Linked DNA regions of Homo sapiens: region 2 is linked to region 1. A link is a contact called in ENCODE Hi-C or POLR2A ChIA-PET data. All regions are on one chromosome and are shown on one strand. Each heading gives the region's core, a stretch centred on a gene start or an enhancer-like site at or near the end of the contact. The rest is flanking DNA. Distances are from core to core; before and after follow the strand shown. Region 1 overlaps LOC124906289 (a long non-coding RNA gene). Region 2 has its middle 28 kb from the start of PIK3CB.

What was found. A loop is a pair of places that touch in the nucleus more often than their neighbours do. ChIA-PET counts read pairs that join two places held with the same protein, here RNA polymerase II (POLR2A). Pooled maps may share reads with other maps.
Region 2: a pooled map shows a loop between it and region 1 (2.0-fold over the local background). The contact joins two enhancer-like sites. A Hi-C loop is called at or near these places in 2 of 168 maps with a recorded cell type or tissue (PC-3 and thyroid gland) and 6 of 50 pooled maps. POLR2A ChIA-PET finds 5 or more read pairs at or near these places in 12 of 52 experiments (AG04449, Caco-2, GM12878 and 9 more).

What each region holds. Positions count from the first base shown.
Region 1 is chr3:138,896,466-138,901,044 of GRCh38, reverse strand. It overlaps LOC124906289 (a long non-coding RNA gene), which reads left to right. Exons shown (of 2, transcript XR_007096114.1): 2 at 951-1,290. Among named protein-coding and RNA genes, the nearest start is that of LINC01391, 45 kb to the left of the region's middle. Within about 2 kb of position 2,589, at least 3 of the 41 ENCODE cell types and tissues checked have a DNase peak (open chromatin) inside an H3K27ac peak, as active enhancers do.
Region 2 is chr3:138,860,892-138,865,470 of GRCh38, reverse strand. No RefSeq gene overlaps it. Among named protein-coding and RNA genes, the nearest start is that of PIK3CB, 28 kb to the right of the region's middle. RefSeq lists enhancers at 1,790-2,084, 2,161-2,702. Within about 2 kb of position 1,935, at least 18 of the 41 ENCODE cell types and tissues checked have a DNase peak (open chromatin) inside an H3K27ac peak, as active enhancers do.

The DNA of each region.
Region 1 (4,579 bases), core at 1,340-3,839:
GAAGTGTGACCTAGCTAGAAGCTTAGGAAGGAGAAGAAAGGGTTTTGGTGAGCATCTAGTCAGTCTCTCCACACATATGGTAAGCACCACTTACCCCTCCAGTAGGACAGGTCTGAGCGTGGCCTTTGCCAGGCAATCCTAAAGTATGCATACCCTCAGTCCCATGCCAGTCCTCGATCTGAGATGGACTGGCAACCCAGTGTCCACCTTCATCCTGTCATCCCCCATAGTCAATCAATCACTAAATACCAACCTCTCCCTCCTTACACATGTCTCTAAATAGCCAATGCCTTTCTGTCTGCAACTGCCAGACCTTTGTGCAACAGCCTTCCATCTGGTCTCCCTTCATGCAAGACTTCTGCTCTCAGGGAGCTTATATTCTTCTATAAGGCTGCAAGTGAGCAAATACATCAAGGAACAAGAGAATGGCAGGTGCTATGAGGAAGCAGATGTTGAAATGGTAGAGAATAGCTGTTTGGGGTGTAGAGGAGTGGTTAATACATAGAGAGCAGTCAGTGAAGACTGCACTGTGGCAGTAGCTGTGGCAGATAGTATTTCCCAAAAATTATCCAGAAAAACAATATTTCAATTTCCACACGCTGTTTCAGAACCCTGCCACTCCCTCAAGTGGCAGACTCTGTGTTCCCTTCAGTTGAATTCCCATGGGTCTTTTGGTCTTCTCAACTAATAAAATACAACAGAACTCCCAAGGCTAGGTCAGAAAAGACATTACAGCTTCCACCTGACTTTTGTTTTGTTTTTTTTGAGACAGAGTCTCACTCTGTTGTCCAGGTTGGATGACATGCCATGCCATGCAGTGGCATGATCTCAGCTCACTGCAACCTCTGCTTCCTGGGCTGAAGCAATTCTCATGCCTCAGCCTCCCAAGCAGTTGGGATTACAGGCACACGTCACCATGCTCAGCTAATTTTTGTATTTTTTTTTTGTAGAGACGGGGTTTCACCATGTTGCCCAGGCTGCTCTCGAACACCTGAGCTGAAGCTTCCCAAAGTGTAGGGATTACAAGCGTGAGCCACCGTGCCCAGCCTCTACCCAACTCTTTTAGGACACATTCCCAGGAGCCTAGCTACGTGGAGAATAGCTAAAGCCCCAGCCTTCAACCCTTGCTTAACTCATAGAGGACTGCCATGTGAGTGAGCCAACTCAGAGGCAAATTCTCAGTTAGCTGATTTGCCCCAGCTGATGGTGCATGGAGCAAAATGAGCCTTCCCCATGAAGCCCTGCCCAAAATACAGATATATGAGCAAAATAAATGATTGTTGTTTTGAAGCCACTGAGTTTTGGAGTGTTTCACTATGGAGCAATAGTAACTGAACTCAGGCCTAAATACCAAGGAGTCAGCCATGAGGAAATCTTCATAGAGCATTTTAAGCATAGCCAACAACAAATCCCATGGCTTGAAGACAGGAACAAGCTTGGCACACTGAGGAACAGAGACGGTCAGGTAGCTGAGGGGGAGAGCCCTAAGAAGCGTGGTTGGAGAGGAAGGCTGAGCCACATTAAAGCCTCTTGGGCCATGAAGAAGTCTGAAATGATCAAAAGTTCAGTAGGAGTTCATTCTCCTCATAGCCGCAAGAGCCAACAAGGGTTGTGAGCAAGGCAATGATGGGATTTATTGTCTTAAAAGATGGCTCCAGAAGCTATGGGGAGAATGATACGTAGCAGTATGAAAGTGGAAGCAGATGCTGGGCACGGTGGCTCATGCGTGTAATCCCAGCACTTTGGGAGGCCGAGGAGGGTGAAGAGCTTGAGCCCAGGAATTCAAGACCAGCCTGGGCAACATGGCAAAACCTTGTCTCTACAAAAAATACAAAAATTAGCTGGGCATTGTGGTGTGCACCTGTAGTCCCAACTCCTCAGGAGGCTGAGGTGGGAGGATCACTTGAGCTGGGGAGGCAGAAGTTGCAGTGAGCTGAGATCATGCCACTGCACTCCAGCCTGGGTAATAGAGCAAGACTGAATCAAAAGGAAAAAAAAAAAAAGGAAAGAAAGGAAGAAAGAAAGAAAAGAAGGAAGGAAGGAGGGAGGGAGGGAAGGAAGAAAGGATGAAAGAAAGAAAGAAAGAACCAACAGTGGAAGCAAGGAGATCAGTTAGCAATTGTCCAAGATGAACACAGTTGACACCCAATAGTGAGGAGAAGAAGATAGACTCCAGGCACATTTTGTAGAGGCAATAAGCTTTGCTGATAAGATGAGAGGTGAGGGACAAGGAAGAATAAAAGCAAACCTCTAGGTTTTTGTCTCAAGCAGACATGTGAATGACAGTGCTGTTGGCTAGATGAGAAAGGCTTGGAGAGGAACAGGGTTGGGGTGGGATAAACCTTCCCCTTCCCTCAGGATATCTGATTTCAATGTGGTTGTAGAAAGAATCCAAGCTGGCTAAATAATTCTCACTAAGCAGTTACCAGGAGGCAAGTACAGAGCTTCCGACTCTGGTAGGGGTGGAGATTCTGATAACTACTTGGCTTGCCTTAGGAATTCCTTTCTATTTATGTGTTTGCCTATATAGCTTTTAGAGTCTCTATGCAGAGTGTGGTTGTTATAATTACTATGGCAAAAATCCCAGCTGGAAGCTAAAACACACCCAAAGGAGGAAATTGAACTCAACATGTAGGAGACCCAGCCAAGTGCTTTTCCCAAACCATACTGCTTTAGCCAGTCTGGAGAAGAGCTCCTGAGTGACCAAGAGGAAGGAACCAGGCCTTAGGTACCTACTGAAAAAATGGCTAATAAGAGACAGGGGAACAAACTACAAACTCCTGGAAGGACTCCCAAAGCAGGCAGAAGACCTAGGCTCTAGAGAGCAGCTTCTGCATCTCCCCTATAGGGAGAGGGAGAAGGATGGACCCTAGAGTGGCACAAGAGTAGAAAGGATCCCAGGCCAGGCCACACCTACAACCCTTCCTTAGTTTCCCTCTCTCGCCCCAGTTTGAAGAACTTCGCTGCTCCACTGAATTCCCTCCCTCTAGAGGACGCAGCTCCAAAGCTCAGAAGGAAACTGCTCTCTTCACTTGGTCCTAAGGGAGGGTCATTCACCTGTGCTGGCTTCTTTTTTTTTTTTTAGACAGAGTCTCACTCTGTCACCAGGCTGGAGTACAGTGGTGCGATCTCGGCTCACTGCAACCTCCGCCTCCCGGATTCAAGCGATTCTCCTGCCTCAGCCTCCTGAGTAGCTGAGATTTCAGGCACGTACCACCACACCTGGCTAATTTTTGTATTTTTAGTAGAGATGGGGTTTCACCATGTTGGTCAGGCGGGTCTCGAACTCCCAACCTCAGGTGATCCACCCATCTTGGCCTCCCAAAGTGCTGGGATTACAGGCATGAGCCACCGCACCCAGCCAGCTCTGGCTGGCTTCTTGAAGATCACCATATAGGACCCTGGGTTGAATTGGTCAGCAGAGGGAAACAGGGTATCCAGTCAAGCTCTACAGGAGCAAAGGATGGGCAGTCAGAGCGGCAGGGACAGGGCACTTGGTGGCCTGGTGTGCCTTTGCTGAGTCCCACTCAGAGTCCTCAGAGCCACAGTTCTGCTGATTTCTCTCTCCTGTCTGTTTCATGATCGAGTTAACTTCCCTTCACATTGCCTCCTCTGTGGGCACACAGTATTTCCTGCCCAAATATTATGTCTTTCCGCTCTCTCCCAAAATATGGTGAGGGGTCTCTAGTTTAACCATGAGACACAAAAGAGCCAATGATAACCCATACCTGGGTGGCATTTCATTTATTCATTCTTCAGTTATTTATTGAGCTCCTACCACATGTGATAGTTAAGCAGGCTATTGCAGTAATCCAAATGAGAGGTGATGGAGACTTAAGACTGGTATGGTAGTAGAGGAGGTTATGAGAAGTGATTGGATTCTGAATACAGTTTGAAACATAAAACCAACAGGATTTTCTAATAGGTTGGACATGAGATATGAGAGAAGCAAGAAGAGAAGGCTGCTTCCAAGGTGTTCGTCTAAGCATCTGGAAGGATAGTGTGTTGCCATTTTCTGAGATAGGAAAGACTGCAAGACAAGCAACTAGAAAGAACTAATTCAGCAGACTGACTGTTTGGGCATCATAAATTTGAAGTGCTTGTTTATTTGTGTGTGTGTGTGTGTGTGTGTGTGTGTGTGTGTGTGTGAGACGGAGTCTCACTCTGTTGCCCAAGTTGGAGTGCAGTGGCGCGATCTTGGCTCACTGCAACCTCCACCTCCCAGGTTAAAGTGACTCTCCTGCCTCAGCCTCCCGAGTAGCTGGGATTACAGGCATCTGCCACCATGCCCAGCTAATTTTTGTATTTTTTGTAGAGATGAGGTTTCACCATGTTGGCCAGCCTGGTCTCAAACTCCTGACCTCAAGTGATCGGCCCACCTCAGCCTTCCAAAGTGCTGGGATTACAGGCGTGAGCCACCACGCCCGGCCTTTTATTTATTTTTTTGAGATGGAGTTTTGCTCTTGTTGCCCGGGCTGGAGTGCAATGGCACAGTCTCTTCTCACTGCAACCTCTGCCTCCCAGATTCAAACGATTCTTCTGCCTCCGCCTCCCGAGTAGGTGGAATTACAGGCATGCA
Region 2 (4,579 bases), core at 686-3,185, 35 kb after region 1:
CCCAGCCCTCTTCCTGTTTTTGGTACCCAGCTGCCCAGATAGTATGCTGAACACCACCCACTCCATATCCAGCACCAGAAGACAGCAGAATGACCTTAGTTTATAATGGCAAAAGAAATGCCCAGTTGAGCCCAGCCCAAATTGATGCCGACACAGAATGGCAAGTTAAATAGTTGTAGTTTACAGCACTACATTTGGGGCTAGTTTGATGTTATTTCTATTTTGTTAAAATAGGTGTGCACAATCCCAGCACTTTGGGAAGCCAAGGCAGGCAGATCACCTGATGTCAGGAGTTCAAGACCAGCCTGGCCAACATGGTGAAACCCTGTCTCTACTAAAATACAAAAATTAGCCAGGCATGGTGGTGGGCACCTGTAACCCAGCTACTCAGGAGGCTGAGGCAGCAGAATCGCTTGAACCCAGGAGGTGGAGGTTGCGGTGAGCCAAGATCGCGCCACTGCACTCCAGTCTGGGTGACAGAGCCAGACTCCGTCTCAAAAAAAAAAAAAAAAAAAATGGTATGCACATATAGAAGGAAAGTAGCATTGCTGTTTATACAAAAGAGAACTCACAGCCTTCTCTTTACCTGTGATGAAATTCAGGCAAAGAGACCTCTTGGCTAGGCAAGACTTACCATGGTCCCAACTACCAGCACAGGAAAAAATATATTGCAGAGAAAAGTTGTTTAAACAGTAAGGAAAATAAAGCCAGGCACAGTGGCTCATTCCTGTAATTCCAGCACTTTGGGAGCCTGAAGTGGGAGGATTGCTTGAGCCCAGGAGTTGGGGACCAGCCTGGAGAACACAGGGAGATCCCATCTCTACAAAAACCTTTAAAAATTAGCCAGGCTGGGGCGCCGTGGCTCTCGCTTGTAATCCCAGTACTTTGGGAGGCCGAGGAGAGCGGATCACTTGAGGTCAGGAGTTCAAGACCAGTCTGACCAACATGGTGAAAACCCATCTCTACTAAAAATATGCAAATTAGCCGAGCCAGGCCGGGCGCAGTGGCTCACGCCTGTAATCCCAGCACTTTGGGAGGCCAAGGCGGGCAGATCGCCTGAGGTCGGGAGTTGGAGATCAGCCTGACCAACATGGAGAAACCCCATCTCTACTAAAAATACAAAAAATTAGCTGGGCATGGTGGCGGATGCCTGTAATCCCAGCTACTAGAGAGGCTGAGGCAGGAGAATTGCTTGAACCCCAGAAGCAGACATTGCAGTGAGCTGAGATCGTGCCATTGCACTCCAGCCTGGGCAACAAGAGTGAAACTTCATCTCAGAAAAAAGAAAGAAAGAAATAATTAGCTGAGCCGGGGGTGGTGGCAGGAGCCTGTAATCCCAGCTACTCAGGAGGCAGAGACTGGGAGGCGGGGGTTACAGTGAGCCAAGATAGTGCCATTGCTCTCCAGCCTGGGTGACAGAGCAAGACTGCATCTCGAAAAAAAAAAAATTAGCTGGGTTGAGTGATACGTGCCTGTAGTCCCAGCTATGCAGGAGGCTGAAGTAGGAGGATCGCTTGAGGCAGGAAGGTAGAGGTTGCAGTGAGCTAAGATGGTGCCACTGCACTCCAGCCTGTGTGAGAGAGTGAGGCCCTGTCTCAAACACCAAAACAAAACAAAAAACACAAAATTATATGAACAAAATCACCCAACACAAATTTCTTCCCAAAGATGAAACTCTTTCTTCTGAGAGGCCCTAAACATGGCTGTTCAGCCACTATGAACTAATAAAGTTACACAGTGCTTGAGACCTGCTCTGGGTTATTTTCTGTGTTTCCAAGTCGAGTTAGGCTGGCTGATGCAACCCAATCCTGCCATCTCTTCACTAGCCATGAGTATCAGGTTGGCATGTGGAGTATACCTTCCTCAAAGGAATCAGTACCCGGTTGACCAGATCCCCACAGTGTTTCTCACTGTCTCCCATGAGTCACCAGGGCACACTCTGCATTTACAGCCCCGCCCATAACCAAGAAAGCTCTTCAGTTTCCTAGCTCCCTTCCCTGGCTTCTGCAGTAAGGTGTGACATTGACAATTATAATCTGGTACTTAGCCCTGTGGCTTCTGCTCTGTGCCAACCCTGGCTTTAGACAACCCTATGAAATCCTACAAAGGGTGGCATATCTGGCTGAAACCTCCCAGTGGGGGAAGGAAGGAGGGTTTAAGACAGCACTTTACTCAGTCTCCATGTAAATGAGCCCTTCCTGCAGGGGCCAGGGCCTCCTCAGTTTTCTGGGTCGGCATTGGACTTTGGACATTGGAACTGTCAGCAAGCCCTCTCACAGGAAAGGTGTTTGCCTTCCCAGTGGCAAACAGTCTATTATTCTAAACTTGGACGTGCTAGGACTGACTCATCCCTCCCTTGCGGCATCGATACTCGGTATCAGGCCACAGCCTAGCTGCAAAATCTCAGCTGGCTGGTAGTTTTCCCTCCTTCTCCGCCCACCCTGCTTCAACACGGTCCTTGATGCCAATCTCAAATTTCCCTGGTGGCTCAGCGCCCCAATTCAGCACTGAAGTTTTTACTTTTTTGCTTTCCCACACAAGCAAATATTTGTTAGTAATTTCCCAGCTCTTCATACTCTTGTGATTTCTTTAACCCACCTTTTGTAACCCGCTTTCCCTCTGCTCCAGGGTCTTGGTCATTACCTCTTCTAACTCAATTACATGACTTTCTTTTTTCCCACTTCCTCTTTCCTTCCATTGTTATGCAGGCGGAGGGGAGGGTGCTAAATGCACAAAAAGGAGAATTGGATTAGGTAGCAGGATATCTCACTGCTCTCTTCCTGGTTCTGCCCTGACCCTGAGTTCTCACTTTAATAAGCCGCACACCCACTCCACATGCTGTCTTCCCACTTGCAATGAGCCAGCAGTGTGGGAGAAATCAGTAAGAGTGCCTTGGCAGTGGCTCTGACGGAGGGTGGGGTGGATTCTGGGAGAATTCAAAGGTGGTGGCACCTTGTTACCATTTACTCAGGTGAGCTGGAGATTCTGATATTACAAAACAACAAACTCGACAGAAAGGAAGAAAACAGTAATGTTGGGAAGAAAAACAGTTTGGTTCAGGGATGTCAATGCTGGGAAAATTTGTATAAAATATCTGTCTGGAACTAGTCTTTCAAATAATGACAATCATTCTTTTGAGGGGACAGACACCCCTTGGAAAATCTGATGAAGGATATAGACTCCAGAAAATCACCGGGAAAATGTATATAAATGAAGTCAGGCACAGTGGGGTGCCTCTGTAGTCCCAGCTGCTGGGGAGGCTGAGGCGGGAGCCTCCTTGAGTCCTAGAGGCACACGAACGCCTTTAGGAAGCGGGTATAAGGAGCAGAGAACTGTAAGCAGGGCTTCCCTTCTTTGTAAATCTCATCTAGAGTTCAGGGCAGTTCAGAGAAAGCATTCATTTGTTCATTCATTCAACAAGTAACTCTTTGAGAAACTTCCAAGTGTCAAGCCCCATGCTGGGCCACATTGTGAGGCAGAAGGAGGTGAATCAGACACAGTGCCTGCTCCCGGGACACTCACGGTCTGGTGGGGGATACCAAGATAGAACAGGCAATGAGTGTACAGTGATGGCAGAGGTAGCAGAGAGAACTGTGGGAGCCTGGGGGTGGGGGCAGGGGCAGAACTACTTCCTACAGTTCCCTCTTCCCACAGCAATCTGGTCCTATACCTCTCTGACTACAAAGCAAAACAGTTAAAAAAAAAAAAAAAATCCAAGTATTCCCTGAGGTGCTACTCTGAGCTGTCCATGTCAGAGCTCTCACCCACACTGTGGCCCCATCCAGCTTTCACCTCTCAACTGGGATGGAGCCTGTGAACCCTCTCTCTCCTCACAGGCTCCCCAGGGTGCTGCCAAAGGCCTCACAGCCAACATACCCCCTATACCATCAAGGGCAGCTCCTCCTCCCCAGACCAGCTTTTGAATAAATTACCAACCCCCTTTGCACTTCCTTCTTTCTGTGCTTAAACCTTATTCATTTTATTTATTTATTATTATTATTTTAGACACACAGTCTCACTCTGCTCCCAGGCCGGAGTGCAGTGGCGTGATCATAGCTTATCGCAGCCTTGAACTCCTGGGCTCAAGCGATCCTCCCACCTCAGACTCTGGAGTAACTGGGATTACAGGTGTGAGCCACCATGTACAGCTCCTATTCCTTTTAATAGTTGAGCTGCAGGGAAATAAGGAGTAATGAAAATAGCTAGCTTTAAGGAAGTTAGAGATTTGCAAGAAACCTGAAGTGTCCTGGTAAGAGCTGGTCCTTTTATTCACAGCATCCAAAGGCTGGGGCTGGGCTGGGCTTCCTTACACTTCTTCCCTGACTTCTCCCTTCTTAGGGGTTTTAGGGGAAAGCATCCAGCTCCAAGTTTGGGCATCAGCAATCCTGCCTGTTGGCTGCTACCAATGTTGGATGCTAGGCTGCATCTGCTTATCCTAGCTGCTTCCCTAGCACTGGCTTCTGCCAATGGCCCCTAAGTATCCCTTTCATGGCTCCAGCTGTTCCTCTTACCTTCCTGGGTTCAGCTCTATCACTCTGGGAGGGAGAAAAGTTCCCTTCCTCTTTGTTCTTTGAAGAGT